Regions from separate parts of the Homo sapiens genome. Here region 2 is linked to region 1. The links are chromatin loops, found by intact Hi-C in ENCODE. Cell type or tissue: thyroid gland. All regions are shown on one strand. Links, peaks and the distances in the headings refer to the core of each region. The heading gives the core; the rest is flanking DNA. Region 1 holds the start of LOC107985535 (a long non-coding RNA gene). Region 2 overlaps WNT7B (Wnt family member 7B).

Region 1 (15,296 bases), core at 4,244-12,243:
GGAGGATGCGAGATCCCTGCTTGGTGCTGGACAGGCGGCCAGCGAGGGATCAGCGTCACGCTCTTTCTCCAGGGCTCAGTGCCAGGCCGTGACCAGGGTGTTAGGACCAGAGGGGCTCTCGGTGACTGCAGACAAGTCCTCATGCTACAGGCCTGGGAACGAAGCCCATGGGGGAGGCCCCTCCCCACCGTAAGGCCCGGCCAGCGCATAGCGCACAGGAGGCCTGGGAGAATGGCTCGGCAACAGTGAGCCTGAACCCAGGTTCTCAGGGAGGATGTTAGGAACTGGCCAAACCGGTTGCGGATGAGTTTCCCGGCAGCTTTTCTTAGGTTTTTACAAGAAGCTGCATGGTCAGACAGGGCCTGCCTTCCTCCCCTCCTGCCTCCTCCCTCTATTCTCCTCCATAAGAAAGAGCCACCACGAGGCTCCCTCCTGAGAAGGGCTCTGCCCAGAGGCCCCTCTCCAGCCCCAGGGACCTGGCATCTGGGGAAGCAGCTGCCCTCCTTGTGGTCTCTGGCAAGCCAGCTGCATCTCTCTAGACCTCAGTTCCCATCTCTGTAAAACAGAGCTAGGAGGAGCCAGCTCTTCCCAGCATCCAGTTCTGCATCCCCAGGGCCTCCACCTTGGTCAACCATGGGTCCCCTGTGGACAGCCGGAGCAGCTTGGCCCTTGATGGCTGAGGATGCAGTTCTCGGTGTGAAGGGCAGAGCCCTGGAGGACAGGGGCTCAGGACCCCTAGCTCAGTGCTCTGTCTCCAGTCTGCAGCTACTTGAGCCATGCACCTTGGCCTCCATGGCTCCATCTGTAAGGGGCACGCTGTCACGTTTTTCTCCACCCAACGCTGCCCTGACGGCTGTGTGGCCCCACTCCCTGCCTGGGCTAATAAAGCTTCATCCACAGCCGGAGTCTGCACAGGCGCTGCTCCCAGCACTCCCATTGCCAGATCTGCAGCATGGAAGCCTCCCCTGGGCTCTGGGGACAGAGCTCAGCATCCTGGAGAAGATGCACGGAGGCAGCACCGCGGCCGGCAGGATGGCTGGGGTCAGAGCCTGGCTCTGGTACCGGGTGGCTTCTCCCTGTGGCCTTCAGAGGCCTGTCCTTCCCAGGCCTGCTGCAAGGACAGGGGCCACCAACCTCAGTGCTGCTGAGACCACAGCCCTCTCCCCAGCCATGTCCTCCACCCTCCACCTTCCCTGCCTGACCTCAGACCCCACCTGGGTCCTCGCCTGCCTTCTCTGCCAGGCAGACTCCTGCTTACCTCCAAGAAAAAGCTCCAGGCCCCCTCGTCCAGAAGCCTTCACTGCCTCCTCGCTGGGCAAGGCCCTGATGAGGGAAGTCGGGGGCCATGGAAAACTGTCTGGGTCCTGGGAAGGCTTCTGGAGGAGGTGATGATGGAGGAGAAGTTTAAGTCAAAAGGAGGCAGGAAGGAGCTATCAGGAAGGCAGGTTGGAGTCTGTCGAGGGCCCTTGCCACCCCGAGGTGTTGACCACTTTACGCTGTGGCCTCTGCAGGGGCTAGGCCGAGTCCCCTCCAAGAGCCTGGCATGCACACGGTGAGTGCCAATATATTGACTATCTGACCTTTGAAAAATAACACATGTGGAATATTGAGTCTTGGTCATACTCGCATTTTTGAGCCCATCTGTCTCTATGTATTTCGCAGTACAGTGTATTTTTAAAATATGGCCTTATTATTTTTAAAGTTTGTTTCCATCAATTTTCCTGCAATCTTCAAAGTTTGAATTAATCTTTCTTTCTTTCTTTCTTTTTTTTTTTTGAGAGGGAGTCTTGCTCTGTTGCCCAGGCTGGAGTGCAGTGGTGCAATCTCGGCTCACTGCAACCTCCACCTCCCGGGTTCAAGTGATTCTCCTGCCTCAGCCTCCCGAGTAGCTGGGATTACAGGCACCAGCAACCACACCCAGCTAATTTTTTGGGTTGTTTGTTTGTTTGTTTGTTTTGAGATGGAGTCTCACTCTGTCACCCAGGCTAGAGTGCAGTGGCGCAATCTTGGCTCACGGCAACCTCTTCCTCCTGGGTTCAAGCGATTCTCATGCCTCAGCCTCCCAAGCAGCTGGGATTAAAGGCACCTGCCACCGTGCCCAGCTAATTTTTGTATTTTCAGTAGAGACAGTTTTTACCAAATTGGCCAGGCTGGACTCGAACTCCCGACCTCTAGTGATATGCCCACCTCGGCCTCCCAAAGTGTTGGGATTACAGGCATGAGCCACTGCGCCGGGCCTGGATCAATCTTAATTAATCCAAAGGTCATGATCTACCCAGAAGTGTCCATTGATAGCTCACATTCACATTTTAACGGCCCCAGAATGTGAATCTGTGCTGTCCATGGACACTTCTGGGTAGATGATGACATTTGGATCAAGAAAATTGTCTCTCTCTGCAGGGTTGGGGTACCTTGTGAGCACACGGCAGATTCTCAGTTCTGACATTTTGCGTTGAAATGTGTAAATATTTCAGCCTAAAGTTTCCCACAGGTGCTGTCTTTTGGCCTCCGTTCGGAGTACAAATATTTAACAAATATTTGTACAAGACAAATCTCGTCAAATAAATTGTTTCTATGATGATTTTTAATGATTCTTCAAATGTACGTGCTGCAAAACCGTGGGCCTACTTAATTCCATTCCATTTCAATCTAGAATATAAATTTATCCAGTTAATAGGAACTCCATGAGCTGATGCTTCCCAAGGTTCAGGATGTTCCCAAGGACACAGGTACGATTTCCAAATGAAATCTTGTCACTTTCTGAGCCTTCACTAGTGGATGTGATCAATTCCTGTCCGGCTTCTGTAGGGATGACTGAATTTTAATGTCTTTTGCTTTGCGAGCCGTGTTTCCAGTCATTGCAATTCTACATTTCAAAGCTGAAGTGTTTTGGTGCTTCGTTTGTTGAAGTCTTTGATTACACTTCTGATTTTTTTTTTTTTTTTAACAAACCACAAGCAAAATTTAGAGAACCTGTTTCCAAAGACACGCATGAGCATGGCAGGTCTCCTGGGCTTGTCCTTGAAGCAGCGTTCTGGAGGCTTCTGTGCTTGGGAGGCGAGAGGCCGGCAAGGCTGGAGTCTCTGTGCCAGAGCACTTCTGTGAAGGTGACACCGCATGGTCTCAGATGCATTGCCGTGCAGCTCCTGTGACTGGGCACACCGGAAGACAGTGGCAAAGGTGAATAACCACAGCCTCTGCTTTGCCACCTGGTCACAGCCGCAGTTATGAATTCTGTGAGCGTCACCACCAAGCTCGTCTCTACCCCATTTGGTGTCTGACTTTAATGAGAACATTGCTTTTACCACAGAATTTCTGTGTCTATCATCACTGCAAAAACAAACAATTTTGCCTTCGTGCTGAACTTTTAAACTGAATTTGCAAGAGCATTCACGATCATGTCTAATGAGTCACTCTAGACAGAATCAACTTCTAAAAGCTTTACCTTGATTGCATAGATCGGGTGAAAAATCTAGCTGCCATTGGAATTTGCAATTTGCTGGTGGTGTCTCAGGAGTAGGGGTGGTCCCAGCTGTCCCCAGCCAGGGTGGCTGCAAGTTCCATCCCAGGGTTCCCCTCAAGCTGCCCTGCCCAGCTTCTGGAAGCACAGGCCGCGACGGCCAGGGCCGCAGGTACCTGCCAAGGTGCAGCCAGCCCCTAGGAGGCCAGGGTCTGAGAGGTAGGCCCCAGGAGGACATGTGGGCTTTTTCACTGGCTTATAGCCACACACAGTCTGAGGCGGTGGGTGGGTCTTAGTCCCCTGAGACACAAGTGGGGAAACAGGCTCTGGGTCAGCAGGTGCCTCACCCAGGTTGAGCCAGGGTGGAACAGAGACTGAACCCATGTCTAGCCATGCCTGCCTGGTGGGCAAGGCCGGGGGCATAGGGTGTGCGGGTGCTGCATGTGGGGAAGGGGCCACAGGGCCCTGGCCGGAGGTGGCTCCCCAGGATATCTGGTTCCAACGCCACTTCTCTTACCAGCCTGAAATGCCACTGGCTTCATGCCATGGCTTGATGCCTCACGTGGCATCTCCTGTCCTCCCTGGCCCCCGAGCCCTTCTGTGGTCAGGCATGTCCTATCTCATGGGGTTCCGTGGGACACTGTTTGGGAATCACCGAGTGATCCGTGCACTAAAAGCAGTTGCACTGAGAGGGCTTCCAGGGGCTGGCGTAGCCTGGCCCAGCAGAGGGGTCTGGTCTATGGGCAGTTGCCAGGCTTCTCAGCCTCACAGTGCTGCTTCCTTCCTGTTCAGCCTCCAGCAGGTCCCCTCCTCCGCCTCAGTTTCCCCACTTGTAAAATGGGGTGACTGACCTGCAGGATGCCCCTTCTCATGTTGTCAGGAGCTGATTCCCCAGGGCCTTGAGCACATGAGGCAGGAGGGGACCTGCCAGGCCAGAGGCTGCTCACACGTCCCAGCCAGGCCCCAGTGGGGCCCCAGCCTGCTCACCACAGCCCCAGACCACAGCTGCCAAGGCCTCCTGAGGCGGCCCCCGCAGCCCAGGGCCCTGCCCAGACAGGGAAGCCCGGGAGCAGGGGGGAGAATCGGTTCCGCAGGGCTTAGGTGTTCCCAGTAAAGCAGCTCCAGGCAGCCGCTACCAAGACGCCAGAGGGCCACCTGAACAGGGATGCCCCGGGCTGGGCAGGAGCTCTCTCCAGAGGCTGCTGCGTGTGGGCGAGGGTCTGGGGTGTTCAGGTCTTGGGGCTCTGGGCCAGCCCTTCTCCTTCCAGAGAGGGTCCCTGCAAATGGCTGTCTGCATGGCCCGGGGAGCAGCGTGACCACACCGAGGGGTGCAGAGATGGGGGCTTGAGAGTGCCCGGGGCCCGGGTGTGGCCAAGGAGATGGAGGGGTTGTTGCCCACTTCAGTCAAGAGAGTCACGGCAGGCCTGGAGGCACCCCGGTCGGCGCACCCCTCGGGGGGCTGTCCGGGTGAGGTGGGTGGGGCTGGGACTCTGCTGGTTCTGGTTGCTACAGGCACTGATCCCCCAGGGCACGGGCTCAGCCTGCTCCTTTGTTCATTCCACACACACAGACCACATTTGAAGGTGGCCCTTGGGGTGTCTGGCCTGGTGTGGGGGCCACAGGGGCTCATGGCTTGGAGGGGAAGAGAGGCAGAGGGAGACAGATCAGGCAGGGATAGGCTGCTGGGTGGGGAAGGGGCGCTGTGCACACAGGTGTGGCCGATCCCGGGGGTGGGGTACTAGGTGTCCACACTCACTCCCAACAGTACTTAGCTACTTCCCGCGGGGCGCGGGCGCGTGTGGGCACTGGGCCACCGCGGTGAACAAGACAGACCAAAGCCTACCTGCCGGGCCGGCCGCTCCAGTGCAGACACAGAACGCGAAAGAGGAAGGGAAGCGCTGGGCGGTGGTGAACATCCTGCGGGGCCCCTGGGCTGGCGCAGGGCAGGGCCCTGAGGGATGGGGTGGAAGCGGGGCCTCACCGAGAAGTGTCCCCACAGCCAAGACCTGAAGGCGGGGAGGGAGTGGGCCCCAGGGTGGGGGGGCCGTGGGAGGAGCAGCAGAGGATGAGGGGGACTGAGGCCCAGAAAACATCTGTGGCTGGGGTGGATGAAGCCAGGTGTGAGGGCGCGAGGACGCGGGGTGAGGACGCGGGGTGAGGACGCGGGGTGAGGACGCGGGGTGAGGAGGACGCGGGGTGAGGACGCGGGGTGAGGACGCGGGGTGAGGACGCGGGGTGAGCCTCTAGCAGAGGCTGTGGGGGGCCGGGGGACGTGGGGCAGGTGCTGCTGCAGCTACCAGGAGAGGGAGGGCGGTGCTGGGACCCGCGATGGAGACCGCGGAGGTGGGGCCGGCGGGGTTCCTGAAGGACAGACGCTGGGCTGGGAGAACGGTGGGTACGGGAGAGCCCGGGGCTGCGGCCAGAGCTCCTGGGAGGAAGGAGGCGAGGGCCGTGCGGGGAGCTGGGAAGGGGTCGGAGCAGGGAGGAAGGCGGTTTCTCAGACAACATCCTCTGGAGAAATGAGGCTGGTCTTGGGCCGAAAGTTGGTTTTAGGTCTGACAGGACGTGGAGGGCCCTTGCTCGTGGGGTCTAGCGGTGCATCCCTTTCTCAGTGTGGCAGCCTGATTACTGCACACATCCCAACACACCTCCCTGCCCCGCACACACACGCCCCGCACACACTCGCCCCGCACACACTCGCCCCGCACACACTCGCCCCGCACACACTCGCCCCGCACACACACGCCCCTCACACACACGCCCCTCACACACACGCCCCTCACACACACGCCCCTCACACACACGCCCCTCACACACTCGCCCCTCACACACTCGCCCCTCACACACTCGCCCCTCACACACACGCCCCGCACACACACGCCCCTCACACACTCGCCCCGCACACACTCGCCCCTCACACACACGCCCCTCACACAAACGCCCCTCACACACTCGCCCCGCACACACACGCCCCGCACACACACGCCCCGCACACACACGCCCCTCACACACTCGCCCCGCACACACTCGCCCCTCACACACTCGCCCCGCACACACACGCCCCTCACACACTCGCCCCTCACACACACGCCCCTCACACACACGCCCCGCACACACACGCCCCGCACCCTGTGCAGCCTGTGGGGCACAGCGCAGCCCCGTGGGTGTGGGAGGAAGGGCTGACGGCTTTCCAATTCTCACCACGTGCCAAGCTCTGGGACTGGTGGTCCCACCCGGGCCTTGTGACCCCCTGGGACGCAAACATGATTTATCCCCCGTTTTTGCAGCTCTAAGAACTAAGTTGAGGCCGGAGGGAGGGAGTGACTTGCCCAGAGCCTGGCGCTGGTTCCCAGGGGAGAGGGGAAGGGCAGAGCTCCTCAGGGCCCCAGGACCCTGCCTCTGGGGTGGGGGCCTCTCGTCCTGTTTTCCGATGGAGAATCGGTCCCTCGCCCGGGCCGCAGAGCCGGTACCGGGATTTGGGCAGGGGCCGCTGGAGGCCGAAGCCGCTGTCTTTCCAGGGCCCTTGCCTGCCTGTGGGACCTGTGGGAATTTTCCCTCCCGAGAGCCCTGAAAGGCCGTGGGGGCGGGGTGCCGAGTCCCGCCGATGGAGGCGAAAGGGCCACACGCTTTTTGTGGTCGAATTATCCAAACAGTGAATGGGCTGCATCCGCCCGGGCGGCTGTGAAGCGGGCGGCTTTGTCCAGCCCTGAGAACAGCGGCGCGGCGGGGCCAGACAAAGCCGGCGCTGACGCCGCCTTTTCCACGGTCCGGCAGAGAAAGAAAGGCCCGGCGCACAAAGCCAGGCCCAGTGACTGGGGCGGAAGGGGGATCGGGCTTTAGTCACGGCCCCGCCGGGAGGGCGAGGGGCCCCACCGGAGCTTCCCATCAGGATGGGAACAAAATGGGGCGGGACGACTCGCTGACGGTCCTCTCCATCCTTGAAAGGCCCCCCAACCCCCAGAGGAGGCCTGAGAGGGACGGCAAGAGACACTCAGGTCCCTGCTGCCTTCAGCACCCACCCAGCCTGGCCCCGAGGCTGGAGGTCATCTCCCAGATGGCGCCTGGCTACTCGGATGGACCTCAGACCCCTGGCTGGCCTCTCCATGCCTGGGTGGGCAAGACCCCTTTAGCCTGATGGCCAGCGACCCCCAGAGGAGCCCAGCCAGCAACGCTAAAGCCGATGTCTCAGAAAGAGTCCATGTGCTTCAGGGGCAGAGGGGACAGCAGAATGGCGAGGTGGGGTGGCAGGTAGTCTTTGGGGCCGCGGCTGGGAGCCCCTCATCCTCACCGCTCTGTTCAGGGACAGCCTGTCCTGGGGGGCTCAGTGCTGCCCCTGGCATAGGTGGCCAAGGAGTGACCACAGGCCAGAAGCCAAGCCAGGCCCCTGCCAGGCCACCTTCTGCTCCAGATGGCAGTGTGCCCCTCTGCCAGGGGTCACAGTGAGACCTGAGATGCAGGGAAGGGTGGGCGGAGGGGGGCCCAGAAGAGGAGCCCGCAGCGGGCAGCAAGGACCCTGGAGCCCGTCCCGGCTCGGACACCTGGAGCGGGACCATAGCAGGAGGCCTCTGGCTGCCCCAAGCCTCACCTGCCTGAGGGTTTTTTGAGGATCAGAGACTGAGCCCTGGGCTTGTCAATGAGCAGGCGACCCCATACTTGTGCCCAGGGTCCATGGCGGACCCGGGCAAGGAGGGACTGCGGGGAGTCTCGGGCCAACAGCAGGTGTGGGGTTTTGAGGGGCCAGGCAGGGAGAGGGAAGGAGGGAGGTCTTGGAGGGCACATTTGAGTGGGCATTGGGTGGGTGGCGGCCCTGCTGTGAGAGCGCCCAGGGGGCTTGGTGAGAGCCGAGGGCAGGGGGCGTGGGCTCATTTCTGCGTTTAGAAAACTCTTCCCAAGCTGTCCAGGGAGAGCCAGAATGGAAGTGCTTGGTGGGCCTGTGAGGGCCGCTGCAGCCATTCTAAGAGCTGGTGTCTATTCAAGAGGAGAGAGAGTGGGGAGCTGGGGTGCCCGGGTGAGCTGGCACAGGGTGCGGGGCATGTGTGTGAGGGGCAGGGGAGGTGTGTTGGGATGTGTACAGTAATCAGGAAGAAGGCCTCCTCTGGGAACTGGGGTGCCCGGGTAAGCTGGAAGAAGGGTCAGGTCTAGGGCTGAACAAGGGGACTGTGCCTGGAAGGAGCATGTTCTGGAGACCAGAAGAGCAAGCGGGTAGCCCCGCCGTCTGCCAGCCTCTCACGTGCCATGATTACATTGCCAAGTCCGCAAAAGTGCCCCTGTGGGTGCCGTGTCACTTACATCCAGGGAAACTGAGGCACAAAGGGACTCACCAGAGCCAGAGCTAGAAACAAGGTGGGCCCCCCTTCAGCTGGGACTGACACCACAACTCATCCTGAGACCTCGTGCCATCCTGAGGGAAGCTTACCCTGTCCCCACGGGGACTCCTGGCCCTGTCCCACATGGGACCCGGGTGCAGGGCCTGTGAGGAAGTGCCCGGGCCTTGGCCAGGACTGGGTCATCTTCCATCAGCCAAGGTGGGGCGCGCCCAGCCGGAAGGTAGAGCCCCCAGTATCACTGGGCCCTGCCACCCTCCAAAGCCTGCCCCAACTCCCATCTGGGGCCCGTCAGCTCTGCTTATGGCCAGGAGCATGTGGCAGCCGTGGGGGCAGGGAGGACAGCCTTGGCTTCACCCCAGCAGGAAAGGCAGGTTCTGACGAGGAAGCAACTGGGCGGGTCCAGCCCCCATCAGGTGGTGCCCAGGGAGGCAGTCCAGGCACCCGCCTGGCCTGGCTCCAGGCTTCGGCCACAGTCTTCCACCAGGATGTGACTGAAGGCCTGGCCGAGGTCTGCAGGCCACCTGGAGGGCACCTGGAGAGCCAGGAGCGTGTGAGTACATGCGTGAATGTGTGAGTACATGCGTGAATGTGTGAGTGTGCATGTGTATGAGTGTGTATGAGTGCATGTGTGTGAATGTGAGTACATGTGAGTGTGACTGTGTGTGAGAAAGTGTGAACTGGAGTGAGAAAGTGTGAATGTGTGTGTGAATGTGTGACTGTGTGTGAACGTGCATGTGTGAGTGCGTGCATGAGTGAATGTGCATGTGTGATGTGAGTGCGCATGTGTGTGAGTGTATGTGTGTGAATGTGAGTGCATGTGTGTGAATGTGTGTGTGTGTGAATGTGTGTGAGTGCCTGTGAGTGCCTATGTGTGCGTGAGAATGTGAATGTGTGTGTGAATGTGTGTGTATGTGTGTAGCCTGCCTGGGCTCCGGCACCTTGGGGACACTGTGGTCAGGTGTCTCTGCTCCCACAGTCTCTGCTCCTGGCCTCCTCTCTGAGCCTCCATCTCCCTGACTCTCCAGTGGGGGTGAAAATGCTCACAAAACCATTAGGAACAATAGGAAATGAGGTGATTTGTACAAATCAGCACTGCCCTTGGCCCATAGCAGTTGCTCAAAAAATGGTAACTTGCCCTTTGCATGACCCAGAACCTTTGGGGGCCTGGCCGCGGTGTCACAGAGAAGCAGCCGCTGTCTGCACCATTGCAGGCTGCAGATACTCCCGGTTCTCAGCAAACATTTCCCGGGGTCCTACAACAGGCCCTGGGTCTGGCTGGGGCCAAGGATCCCATGGTGATCAAAACATGGTCCCTACACTTAGTGAACTCTGATCAACACAGGAGATGGAAACTTCGCCTCCCACCATATGGTGGCTGTGGGAGGGGAAGTGTGTGTGTGCATGTGTGAGCGTGTGAGTACATGTGTGCATGTGTGAGCATGTGAGTACGTGTGTATGTGATATTTGAAGCATGGCCAGCACCTAGGCTTGCTGGGCTGGGGTGCAGTCAGGGAGGGCTTCCTGGAGGAGGGAGCATCCGAGTGAAATATGTAGAAAGAATATGCGTGGGCCTGGGTGACAGAGAGAGGGAAGAACTGCCGGGAGAGGGGCGGGAAGGAGGGTGCTGGGGTGGGTGGGGCAGGGGTTGTACCTAAGCAAGACACCCTGAATCAGGCAGGCTCTGAGTCCTTCCAGGCCCTCCCTCCCGAGAACCTGACGTGGAGGGCCTGGGAGCACATGGCCCCCTAGGACCCTCCTTAGGTGGCACGGGAAGATGCGTCAGGCCCTAGTGTTGGGGGCAGGCCGGATGCAGGGTGCCCCGGATGAGGAGGCAGCCCAGCCCAGTGCTCATCAGTGCCCTGGGCCCCCTCTGCCCCCTTCCAGATGCAGATGGCAGCACTGGGCTCGCATGGGGCAGAGACTGCTGAGGTCTGGGGCTGGGACCTGCTTCGGCGGGCATTCAAGCAGAGTGCGTCTGGCCCGAAGCCACCTGGGAATGGCATTTGTATCGTGAATGAGGGCGGAGGGGAGCATGCATCTCTGACAAGCCCACTAATGTGTTTGGAGAGAGCCAGCGAGCAGCCCTGGATGCTCGGTCACTGCTGCTCACCGGGTCAGCCGCCTTTGTTCTCCCAGGCCCCGGGCGCTGGACTCGCTGTCACGTGACGTTGTCCCAGTCAGCGGAATCCGATTCTGCTTCCGAGGCAGGTCCTGTTCAGACTGAAGTGGGGGATGCACCACAGGCCCAGGACTCCACGGCCCCTGCTGGTCCCTCCAGGCCTCGCCACCAGGCTCCTCCCTCCACACCTGACACCCCCAGCTCCCCCAGCACAGGAAGAGGGCACACGCTCACCCCTCCACCCACCCCACCACCCCTAGTTCACACCTGGCAGGGAGACCCCCTGGGCGGTGGGAGTGGTGAGCTGAGATGGATGAGACAGGCTGTGGTGGCGAGGGGACAGTCAGGGACAGAGGGGGTCCCCTGAAGATGAACATGAAGAGCAGGGGAGGCATGGGGCTGGGGACCAGTGCAAGCCCGAGAGGGTGTGGTGGGAGGGGCAGTGGCTTCGGCCACTGCCCTGGGCTGTGTCTCCTGGTCCCACAAGTCCCCGTCCCTGGGGAGTGGGGCCCTGCTCAGCCCCCGTGGGAAGGGGGCCATCTTGGCCAACTCTGTGGGCCCCATGGGGTAGTGGGAGGCAGTCACCCCTGGCAGGGCTCCCCACCTCTGCACTGGGGGTGCAGAGGAAGCCCCCCGTCCAGCTCCATTGACGCCCACGAGGCTCCCCGAGCAGGCTCCTGTGAAGGGCTGGGGCCAGGAAGGCTGCGGGGCGGTGCTCGGACCCAGCCTCAAATGAAGCCTGGGAGCAGGTGGATGGGGAAACAGACAAATTCGCTGAGGGGAGGGGCGGCCACATGCAGGCTGGGGGGAGTGAGGCTGAGCAGGCAACCCAGGCTTTGGGAGGGGTGTCCCTGTCACCACAGCTTGGTCCAGGCCGTGTGTCCCAGTTCCCAGGCAAGGTTGTGCGGCACCAACTCACCCTTCCAGAAATTGCTGAAATCTCTACTGTCCAAACCTGTCACCGCCTTAATCAAAGAAAACATATAGCCCATCAACACACGAGGGAAGCCAGCAGGAAGGAGCCTGGCCTTGTCCCAGCACCTCCTGCCCAGCCCCCTTCCCACACTGCCCTGCCCACAGCCTGGGCATCCTCTCCAGCTGTCAGTGACAGGGACAATGACAGCCAGGTCCTGGTGGCCTCTCAGGGACAGTCGTGTGCTGAGGGAGAACATCGTCTCCTGGCTCATCTCGCTGTCACACCCTCACTGACTGGACCGAGGGCTCGGGGCAGGCACCACCGCTACCCAGTTGCACAGCAAACCCAAGCGAGACCACTGCAGTCCCCAGGCTGGGCCAGGCCCTTGCCCTGGTTCCCACGAGGGAAAGCCTGGCTCAGTGCCTTTGGCCACACCATGCAGCCTGCAATGAGATAAGGGTGGGGAACTCCCTGCCAGCTGCCAGGGGGTTCTGGGCTGGTTTATTCCTGAAACACATCTGCATTCCTTGAACACATCCCTTAGCTCCCCACGGCCCACAAAGTGCAGCTGGAGTGAGCGGGGGCCCTTCCCAAGCTGTCCCTGCAGCCGGGGGCCTTGCATCGCTCCCGGTCAGGACCCTGGGCTCCCTCAAAGGCTTTGTTTGCTTGGGGGCCCGAGGCATCCACAGCCTTCCCAGTTACCTGCCCTGACCAGCCCTCAGCTGTGCCTTCAATGGCGTGGGCCGCCAGGCATCTCACCTCTCCATGCTCACTGAGGTCAGAGGCAGCGCTTCTCCGCCACCCAGTCTCGGGTGGAGACCAGGCGCTGCTCTCGACTTGGGCTTCAGGGGTCCTGCTGCACACTGCCAGGCAGAGGTGTGGGCTGGACGGGCGTTGCTGTCAGGAGTTCACCTCCCGGCTGGACACAGACGCTTTTAAACCCAAGGCCGCGGAGGGACCGGGTTAGCGGTCACGATGCCACACTCCCCATCGCCTTGAGGGAGGCCTCCAAGCTTGGAATTATGGTTCTCCAATATGTGCTTACTTGGGTTTGCTTTTGAAAAGGTTAGGATTTAAGTATCACCCAATAACACACACATGCCCAGCTACATCTGAAATTACAGGGCCGCTGGGCTCAGGGTCTGGCCTGTGCCCACGGCTGGGTGAGGAAGTGCCCACCACAGCTGGGCCACTCCACCCAGGGAGGGGTGGGTCCGAGGGGTGCCACATACCTGAGCTGTCACCGTGCGGGCTCTAGTATGTCACTCACCAGGCAAAGGAGGGTCTTCGGGACACTCTGAGGACAGGAGGGAGTTACCTCTCCTCTGCGTGGCTCAATTTATCATCTGTAAAATGGGGACAAGGCTGTTGCAAGGAGTAGAGAAAACAGATGCAAAGAACCTACCCAAATGCCGCTTGCAGCAAACACACACAGGGACCTTGAGGGTACGAACAGCGCGGGAGCAGGGCAGGAGGGGACGAGCCCAGGCTATGTGTGTCTGGGGCTCAGGGCTCAGCATGTGAAATGGGCTCGATAATGGTGGTGGTGATTATCAACCACATCATCACTCTCGGCCGTGTGGAGGCTGGCCCAGCAAGGAAGGTGGGGTGGCACGGGTGATGCCAGGGGTCCCACTCCAGAGGGTAGAGTAAATCCTTGGAGAGTGCAGTGTTGGCCCTGGGAGGAGCCCCTGTGCTGGGCACCCGTGGAGAAGGCCGGGGCATCCTGAGTCAGGACCGCTGAGGCCAAACCTACCCCTGGAGCCCAGAGGCACCGTTGCAGCCAGGTCTCCCAGCTGCCCGGCCTGGCTCTCCACTGGCGATCTGACTGGGCTGGCTCGTCTCCCGGGCCTCGGGGCTTTGGATGGCGCATGCAGTACCCAAACTGGCTGGGCCGCAGCTATCACCGATCACCAGCCTCAACATTCTCCCCCACATCTGCCATCTCCCCAGCCCCACGGCCACTGGGCGTGGCTCAGGCCCAGGAAAGCAGCACCCTTGCCGGGACTTGCCTGCCCACGCTCCTCCTGTGGGGTGGAAGTGGTGGGGTGGAAGTGGGGTGAGGTGGCCTGGAGAGGAAGCCAGCCTGACTGCCCACACCTGGCTTCAGGGAGCAGGTGACCCTCCCCCTCGCTCTCCCTGCAAAGTGAGTCCTGGCTGTGGAGCTGAAACACGAACTCCCCGGTTCCACGCCCAGGGCCTGGCATTGGCCCCACACTCACCTGAGTGCCGGCCGCCTTCCTCCCGGCTCCCAGCCTTAGCTCCTGGTCCTCCCATCCCTGCCCTCCTCCCTAGGTGTCCCCTCATCCTTCATCCATCTACTGCTGGGAGCCTGGGAGGGTGGGGTTGCCTAGGCCCTTTCCTCTACTGCTGTGTGACTGGGAGAAAGTCAGTTAACGTCTCTGTGCCCCTGGTTCCTCTCCATCGGCGCTGTCCTCTGGGGCGGGCGCTGGGGTTCTGTCGATGTCATAGGTGCTCCGCCCAATGCCCACAAATGCCCGTCAGGCTGGCGCTGGAACAATGTGGAACGCTCAGGCAGTGGCCACTTCGCCTGTTTCACGGTCAGTGCTCCCTGAGCCACCTCCATTACCCCACTTTACACACATGGGCGCTTGTCGGCAGGGGGATCACCGGACTGGGAGCTACCTGAAGGCAAGTCCCCTTCTCCTTAGGCCCCCATGGATATGGATAATGGGTCACTGGTCTGGGGGGCTTCCCCATATCTTTGGCGGCTGAGCAGCGTGAGCCCCTCCCAGGACCTGGACTGTGGCCCTTGTCGGGAGGGGGTTTGCCAGCACCTCCCGTGCGATGTTTTCTCACGTTCATTAAACCTCTGGGTGCAGCAGAGCCAAGACGCCTCAGAGACACACGGAGCTTGCCAGCCGCCAGGTTCAGGTCACAGTCAGACCACAGACAACGGCACCTGCAGAATTCTCAGCCTGGCTCGTGCAGCCGTAAGAGCCAGGGTGGAAGTGACTGTCCACTGGGGTTCAACCTCCCATCCTCAACGATGTCGGTCACAGATAAAGTCTTCAATGGGGCCGGGCGCGGTGACTCACGCCTGTAATCCCAGCACTTTGGGAGGCCGAGGTGGGTGGATCACGAGGTCAGGAGTTCAAGACCAGCATGGCCAAGATGGTGAAACCCCATCTCTACTAGAAACTACAAAATTAGCCAGGCGCAGTGGCAGGTGCCTGTAATCCCAGCTACTCAGGAGGCTGAGGCAGGAGACTTGCTTGAGCCCAGGTGGCAGAGGTTGCAGTGAGTTGAGATCATCCCACTGTACTCCAGCCTGGGTGACAGAGTGAGACTCCGTCTCCAAAAAAAAAAAAAGTCTTCAATGGGCATATCCCCCATAAGGCGTGATAGACAGCAGGGAGGTCTGACCCTGAGATGGGAGGTGTCTGCCAGCCACAGGCGGTCCCCAAGGATGGAAAGGCCCTGAGCCCCAGAAGCTGGGTAGCCCCAGCCTCC
Region 2 (8,000 bases), core at 1-8,000, 76 kb before region 1:
GCATGTGGGGTTCAAGCTGGGAAATCTGATGAGATCTCAACTGGGGACCCCCCACTGGAGGTGGGCAAGTGGAGCCTCCCTAATCACAGGAAACTCCCCAGAACTCATCACCAGGTGGACGAGACCCAACAACCATTGGCTAAAGGGGAGAATGTGCATCCTGGACCGTCTGTGTGCAGAGGGAGGACAGGAGGTCCTGGGGTGACGCTGGACTCCACGGTTGTGCACTGAGGCCTGTAGGATAATGCGCCGTTTTCTAACATGGTTTCCCGTGAGGCCAAAGGGCATGATAGTGACTCAGATCTGGGTCCTCATCCTGACTCCACAGGGCCCTCACTGCCTGGCTGTGTCCCAAGGCCCAGCTCTTCCCTCTCCAGTGCAGATCACGGGAGCACAAACCTCACCGGGTGGCTGTGGGAAGCTCTAGCTTGATGCCTGGTGTGGTCGGTGTGCAGGAGACAGGCCATTCTCAGCTATCAGGAACAGGGAGGTTGGCCACAGGCAGCACAGAGGGAGGCCCAGTGGCTGTGTTCATTCAGGAAGGAGTGGTGGACCCCCTAGGGCATCTCAGAGGGCTTCCCAGAGGAGATGACTCTCAGACAGGGTTTTGAAGGATGGATAGGAGTTGGCCAGACTAAACAGGCACATGAAAGAGACCCCTAGAAGAGGGAACAATACTGTCAAACACATTCACCAGGGGTTCCCCTCCAGGGAGGCTCAGAACATCTTGCTGAGGTGGGCCGATGGGATGCCAGGATCCAGAGAAGAGGCTGTTTCCCAAGGTCACCTTGGATCCCAGGGGTTCAGCCCTCCCAGTTCCAGCTCCTCACCCAGTGCCCGCGCTGCCTCTGAAGGGAAGCTCCCCCTATGCAGTCCCACGGGGAGTGGAATCAGGGTCTCCCAGGGCCTCAGGCTCCAGCCAGCAGTTGGAGGTGCTGATGGGGGGCGAGGTGATGATCATGAAGTTGGTGATTTTTGAGGCGCCGACGGCACATTATTGTTCCCTCATTCACACACTTCCCTGGGCTCCTCTGGGGACACAGTGGACAATGGCCAAGCAAGTCACACTCCCGCCCCTTCCCCTCCCACCCACCACATCCCCGGAGGCTTGAGTCACCCTGGCAGGGCAGGTGGGTGCCTATGGGGAGCCCAGGGCCCCTGCTTGGGTGTGGACCAAGGCTCTGTTCTCGGAGGACCCTAACAGACCCTGGGTGTGGCATAGCGGTGTTGGATGAGGTAGAGGGCTCGGTTGTGGGTGTCTAGGCCATCGGCCCAGGGCCAGGGTGCGGAGCCAGTGCATTCTGGAGGACTTCCCAATTGGAAGGGGCCACATGCAGTGGGAGCCCCAGAACTAGGACCCACATGCAGTGGGAGCCCAAGCCCTCACGGCTCACACTGCTCCCTGTCATCCCCAGCAGATGGAGAGGCGGTAGCAGGCTCCTAAGGCTGCCGCCCTACACAGCCTTGGGTCCGGCTCAGATGGGGCTCAGCTCCCCTCCCAAAGGGACAGGAGGCCGGGCGCCCTCCCTTGTCAGATGAAACCCCGGCCCAGGGCTCCTTCAGCCTGATGAAAGGGTCATTGTGTGGTGCGGGCCGCCCGCTGGCCAAGGACAAAACCACCGTTTGTCCTCCGTCCCTGGCGCAGGGCTGGGGGCCTCACCTCAGGCTGGCCGGCAGGGTGGGGGTGGGTACAGGTGCGCTCCCTCCCCCCTTCCTTGTCTTCCCACTCAGCCTGCCTGGGGCCCCTCCCCCATCCCTGCCCCTCACCCAGGGCGTTCTTGTCCTCTGAGCGTGGGTCCTGAGGCTTGGGTCAGCTCCACTGTTGGCAGAGAGGCAGTGAGTTCTCCAGCCCCGGAGGCATACAAGCAGATGCAGGAGTGAGGGCCGGGGATGCTGGGGAGGGTCCCTGCCTGGGCAGAGAAGCAGCGCTCACAGGTTCTCTGTGCAAGCAGCCGGTGGAGTGGTTGGCCTTTCCAGAGGCCATCCCACAGTCTCAGTAGTAGAGTGGCAAGTGAGGCTTGGCACAGGGCCATCGACACTTCCTCCATCCCCAGGCTGGAGCAGGTGGCAGCTGAGGTGCTGGAGCTGCCACGAGGCTGGGTCTGAGGCTGTGTGCAGAAGACACTAACGTCCTGCTCCCCCAAGCAGCCTTTGCAGCTTTAGAGTGTGAAGCCTGCAGGTGCCTGGAGCTGGGCCTGGGAGGAAGCCACCGCACCCGACGAGCAGCTTGCCGGGTGTCAGCAGCAACGGAGAAGAGCCCGAGTGAGCATCCCCTGGAGTCCTATCCCATGACCCCTGCAGGCCTCTATCGCTTTCTGGAGCCCTCCCGCACTGTGATCCCTGCTCCAACCCTTCCGTGCCCTGTTGGAGCTCTGAATGGGCCAGGCCGGAGGGAGCCCGGGCACAAGGACTGGTGGTGTCTCAGCTGGCCTCCGCGCAGTGGGTATTGGCGTGGCCAGGGTGAGGAGGCATCCAGAGCTGAGACTTAGGCCCGCGCAGTCCCACGTGGTGAGACAGATGGCAAAGCCCCTTCCAATTGGGAAGTCCTCCAGAATGCACTGCCTGCCCTGCAGACCCCCGCCTGGGGGACACAGGATGAGGCATTCCCACTTCTGGAGGACTCAGTTTCCCCCAGAAGGCCCTCCCTAGTGGGACTGACGTGTGCACAGTGCCCAGGGTCTGCTTTGGAATCTGTGTCCCCCTCGGGCTGCCAGAGAAGGGGAGCTAGGAGAGGCCCGTCTGCCTTGGTAGGTGGTGGAGTGAGGAAGACGAGGTCAGGGTGCAGAGTCACTCGCCCAGGTCAAGCAGCTGAGCCCAGATTTGAGCCCAGGGACTCCTGGCTGTCGGGTCCATGCCACTTGTCACGGTGTTTTACTAAGGCGGGTTTCCAGCCTTGGGCGGGCTCTGTTGCGTGTCCCGTTTCCTGCCTGTCCTCTCCAGGCAGAAACCAATGCCTCCAGTTGCTTAGAACTGTGTGTTGACCAAGAGTCCCCGGGGCCCTGAGCGAGGGTCTCAAGGTTGCAGGGGCTGCCTCCAAGTTTAGCTTTGGGACCAGAGGTGCAGCTGTCCTGCGGGTATGGGAAGCCCAGAGGCCTTCTGTTCTGGGTCTTGTCCTGCTTTCGCCCCTGACCCAGGAGCTCTGAGACCAGCCTGGCCAGCTTTGTTGGGTCAGCATGTGTGTGGTCCTGGATGCCCAGGTCCTGTTCCTGGCTCAGCTGTGGGCTTGCGGCAACCTTGAGGGTATCCCTCCCCTTCTCTGGGCCTCAGTTTCCCCATCTGGGTGGTGGGTCTGGATGCTCCCCCAGGTCCTCTTCCTCCCTCCTCCCCTTCCTGCTGGCTCCACCACCACCCTGAACTTTCCCTTCATGCCCACAGCGTGACGGCAGCCCCCGCGGGTGGGTTATCAGGGCTGGCCAGGTGTGCAGGTGTGACTGGGAAGGAAAGTCCCTACCGCCCTGCCTTCCAGCGTCGTTGACACAAAGCCCTGTGGGACCCACAGCAGGAGCTCTAAGCCATCTGTGATGAGGGTGGCCCAGGGAAGACCTCTCAAGTAAGGCAGCCTCTGACCTCGGCCCTGAAGGACCTGCTGGAGGGAAGGAAGGTGGGTTCCTGGGAAAGGGACAGACGTGGGCAAAGACCTGGAGGTGTGAAGAGGATGTGGCAGCATCAGGAGTGGGGAGCAGCAGGTTTGAGTAGGGCTGGAGCAGGGGAAGGTGAGGTGGGGGCGGGGCCGGAGGCAGTGATCTCGGGTCTGGGGAGCCCAGGGCAGGGAGGAGTGGCTTCAGCAGAGCTTTAGAAAGACCCTTCTGGGCAATGAGGTGGAGGATGGGGAGGCATGGAGGAGGCTGGTCCTGCCCACCAGCTGCAGATGCAGGGCCCGGGACACTCCAGGGCTGAGGAGAGGAGGTGGCTGAGTCTGTAGGACCATCTGGTGGCAGCGGTGCCAAGGGAGTGTGCTTGGCCAGGTCTAGGGTTGCAGGGTTGCCTGCCTCCTCCTCAGTGCTCAGGGCAGTGCCAGGCCCTCACTCAGTCGGTACCCAGCAAATCTGTCAGTCTGATGGCCACTTGTGGGTCTGGGGCCCCGTGAACTCCCAGGTCACGGCCGATTGCCCAGGGGTGGCAGAGCCTGTGGTGGCCCCAGGCGTGCTTGGCCCCTAGTGGCACAGGTGGGAAGGGGGAGTGGGTGGCCCGGGGCTGGATGACTTCCAGGCTCCCCGACTCAGGTCTTCCCAGGGTGACTTCACCACTGACGGGGAAGTGTTGGGAATTTCCAGGTGCGGCTGACACCCCCACTAGGAAGGCAGATTCATCACTCCGCCATCTCCATTTCCTGGGGCTCCTCCTGTGTGCCCCATGACTCCCCTCAGCCTGGGGGGGGCTGGCCTGCAGGGGCCACACTCCTGTGGGCTGAAGCGCTTGTTCGGCCCCATCACTGCTCCAGCAAGGTTGTCACCCGCCTTGGTAGCACTGCCCTGGGGATGGAGTCGCATGTTGGGCACACCTTTCTGAGCCTCAGGGTGTTCAGGGAGTGTTCCTGGGGGTGACAGGCCCAGGATCCCTGGATGCCAGGCAGGCTGGTGTTGTGGAGAGAGCACCGGATAGGGAGTCAGTGGCTCCGGGCTGCAGTCACTCCATGTCTGCAGTAGTCCAGAGTACACAGGGACACAGGGCCTGGGGACCTGTGGGACACAGTCCCTGAAGTGGCCAGGCTGGGCTGCTGTGGACCTGCACCTGGGGAGGGGCACTGGGCTGAGGGCTGCAGATTGCACATGGGCCGCACCTGCTCTCTCTCAGAACCTGCCTCCCCAGCTTGTGGCCTGGGGGCTCCCCTCCAGGCTGCAGCTCCTGGAGGTGCGGGGGGTCACCTGGCGCCCCATTGTGCTCTTGTATTTCCTTCTGGCATCTTTAGGAGCCAGGCAGGGTGTGCGGTGTGATGCCTCCCTCTGTTGCGGGAGTCCCCTGCTTTGGAGCAGCCTTGGAGGGTGGCTGGGGCTGGTCCCCTACCTTCAGAGTCTGGGGAGAGCCAGGCTTTGCAGCCAGCTCTGACTGTGAGCCCAGAGCCCAGCTGGGCTTCCACTTACCGCCTTCCACGGTGGAGATTCCTGTGGCAGGGAAGACGGGAGGGTGGGAAGAGGCAGAGCCCAAAGGTGGGGGGAAAAGCCACAGGGTCTGGTCCTGCTCTTGTCTCTGATACCAAACCACTGCCACGTTGCTGTGTGGCCTGGCCCAAGATGCTGCTCCTCTCTAAGCCGCCTCTGTAAAATGGGAATGATGAACTCCAACTGGGGGCTCGCCGTGGGGAAGGCAGGGACGGCACTCAGGACCTCGGGCCACTTCAGTCAAGGCCCCTGGAGTTCTGAAGGCTCCATAAGCACTCACTCAGCCAGGCTGATGAGAGGCAGAGGAGGCTGCCCCTGGGGAAGTGGGCACTCTGGGCCACAAGGCATCCAAGCTGAGCAGTTGGCTAGGAGGCGGTGGCGGCCTAGGAATTCTTGGAGGGAGCATTCCAGAAAAGTGGGCTGCTTGAAAGGTGAGGGGGATGTGGAATTATGCATAGGGGACTTCTGACCCAGAATGGGTCCCCTGCTTTGGAGAATGCAGATGACCTGTGTGGGGCTGGCCTGGCTCTGGCTCACATGCTGTCTGAGATGCTGTGTGGCCCAGGCATGGACTGGGCGTGGCTCCCATCTGTTCCTGGAAGGAGGACCCTTCAGGACTGCGGCCTGAGGCTGAGTCCCAGGGCCGGGAGCTCAGCCCTGTCTTGCAGTCTGCAGAGAGGTGGTGGCTCGGCCCCCAGACCTGCCGCTCAGCCAAGTCCAGGGCAGCCAGGAAGGCCGAGGCGCTGGCCCAGCCGCAGAGTGTCCATACTCCCATTCTGGCTATGGGCCAATGGGGCCTGCCAGCTCTCTCCAACGTGTTCCACCTGTCTGTCCACCCACCCATCTGTCCTGAGGTTTCAGGTTGGCATCCTGGTCACCCAGGCCTGCAAGGCGCCCCTGCGTCCAACAGATCTGTGGCATCAGGGCCAGGGCCAGGACTGGGACTCCCATCCTTGCTAGGGTCTCAGCTAGCTGTGTGGTCTCAGGTGCTGTGGCATCTCTGGGTGTTTCTGTTCCCATCTGTACTGTGGGAAGCAAAGAGAAGGGCCAGAGTAAGACCTGGGGAAGGGCATAGCTGAATTTCAGTCCCAACGGCTTCCTCAGGAGCCCAGCACAGATGTGATCCTGCAGGGAGTGGAGAGGGGAGAACTGAGAGAGACCCTGGTGGACTTCTTGGAGGAGGAGGCACTAAGCTGGGTCTGGAATCTTGCCTGGCTGCTGGAGGGAGCAAGGTACCTGCCCCTGGAGGGGGAGGAGCTGGTCCAGTATGGCCAGCACCTGGTGCATCCTGGTGGGCCCTGGGTGCCGGTAGAGATCTGGAAGGTTCTGAAGTCAGAGGTCAGCGTCCTGTGGTTTGGGAGGTCACAGTGAGTGGGTGAGGCTCTCATTTCACAGATTTAGCAGATATGGTGGCTGGGAGTGTCTGCCCTTGACCTCATTAGCTGCGGGCCCCTTGTGTTGGCCAGGGGTGCAATGGACCCCATGGCTGTGGCTCATCCACCTGCAGCGGCCTCAGCCCTGCCTGGGGCCCCCAGCTCTTCACCAGCTTTTTCCCAGGCGGTCTGGTTCTTCTCCAGGGTGGGGTCCCAGGCTGCCAGGCCAGGAATGCCAGCTATGTGGGGAGGGTGGGAGGGCAGCCGCCCGCCGGGGGCGCGAGGGAGCAAGCGGACGCTCTGCTCCCTTCCCTGGGAACACTGAGAGCCAAGAGCTGAGCAGAGCAGTGGCGTGGAAAGAGTGGCAGGCGGGACTGTGGTGGAGTGCAGCCTGCAGGATGCCCCACCCACCAGCAGGCCAGTTCTCCCTATTGAACAGACCGGCAAACTGAGGCTCAGGGAGGCCAGCGAGAGCCAGTGGCTGAGCAGAACTCAAACACAGGACCCCAAACCCAAGCAAGCAAGCGAACCTCTTTAGGACACAGCTGCAGGTACCCAGATTGTCACCTCAGCCCCTCACTACACAGATGGGAAACTGAGGCAGGGAGGGGCAGGGAGGAGCAGAGGGATGGCCTCATTCCTGAGCTGGGCCCTGGGGGTGTCAGCCCTCTGCTCTCCCCAGCCCCGTCCTTGCCCACCCCCCACCTGCCCAGCTCCCTGTGCCTCCTCTAAGGATGCACTGCCCCGGCCCCCACCCACACTGCTCTCTTCTGATTGCTGTCTCTGAGTCTCAGTTTCCTCATCTGTAAGGTCAGGCTGGCAAGGACCAGCCAGGGGAACCACAGTGGGGAGAGGGTGGGACAGGGTGGGAAACGGTTCCAGGGCCCCACACACCATGAACCTGCTTGGAAAGGGGAGCGCTTTGGGCCTGTCCCTCCCCCACAGGTGTAAGGCCCCTCCCGGGCCTCCCCTGCCACTTGCCAAAGGAGAGGTGATTGTTCCCTGCTCTCAGATGGGAAAACTGAGACTCAGAACAGCCTTGGGGTGGCCGGGCGGAACTCCTGGCCCAAGCCCCACCCCCCTCCACCCCACGGAGCTGGGCCCTGAGAAAGGACGGGGCACCAGCTGTTGAGCCCAGACCTGTTATTCATTCTCTCTGGTTCCTTCTCACCGGCGCGCCCAGCTCTGGGCTGCAATGCGTCCCTTCCAGCCTCCTCTGAGGGCAGCGCCAGAGCTGCTGTGGGGGTCAGGCATTATGGGGCAGGTGCAGGTGGAGCTCTGTTCTGGGTGAGTAGATACCCATCTGGCCAGTCTGCAGCCTGTGGCTCATGGGGTCTGCTGAATGACCTCAGACCTGGCCCACATTCTTATCCCCATTTGACAGGCAGGAACACTGAGGCCACCACCAGCCCCTGCCCCATACTCAGCCCCAAGGAACCCTGCTGGCTCCAAAGCCATAGAAGAGCCCCTATATGGATGGAAAGTTCCGGGCCAACCCTCTGCCCACCTAAGGAAGAGGCTGGCGAGG

The links. Peaks named below come from ENCODE experiments on the same cell type or tissue, not always from the same donor. Only the 100,000 strongest peaks of a DNase experiment are listed, where the experiment ranks them.
Region 2: a loop joins it to region 1, with 2.1 times the contacts of the local background. A loop is called at or near these places in 6 of 110 quality-filtered maps.

The regions. Positions count from the first base shown.
Region 1 is chr22:45,881,687-45,896,982 of GRCh38, reverse strand. LOC105373071 reads right to left here. Exons shown (of 6, transcript XR_007068133.1): 3 at 12,582-15,296; 4 at 11,174-11,871; 5 at 10,898-11,007; 6 at 2,567-3,152. It overlaps LOC107985535 (a long non-coding RNA gene), which reads left to right and starts at 9,257. Exons shown (of 3, transcript NR_171771.1): 1 at 9,257-9,337. RefSeq lists enhancers at 1-490, 491-1,374, 15,241-15,296. In thyroid gland, for the core only: no CTCF peak of the experiment used is centred there; DNase peaks (open chromatin) are centred at 9,182 and 10,852.
Region 2 is chr22:45,960,799-45,968,798 of GRCh38, reverse strand. All of the region lies in intron 1 of WNT7B (Wnt family member 7B), which reads left to right. Among named protein-coding and RNA genes, the nearest start is that of WNT7B, 12 kb to the left of the region's middle. RefSeq lists enhancers at 1-204, 1-223, 920-1,816, 5,370-5,870. In thyroid gland, for the core only: no CTCF peak of the experiment used is centred there; no DNase peak of the experiment used is centred there.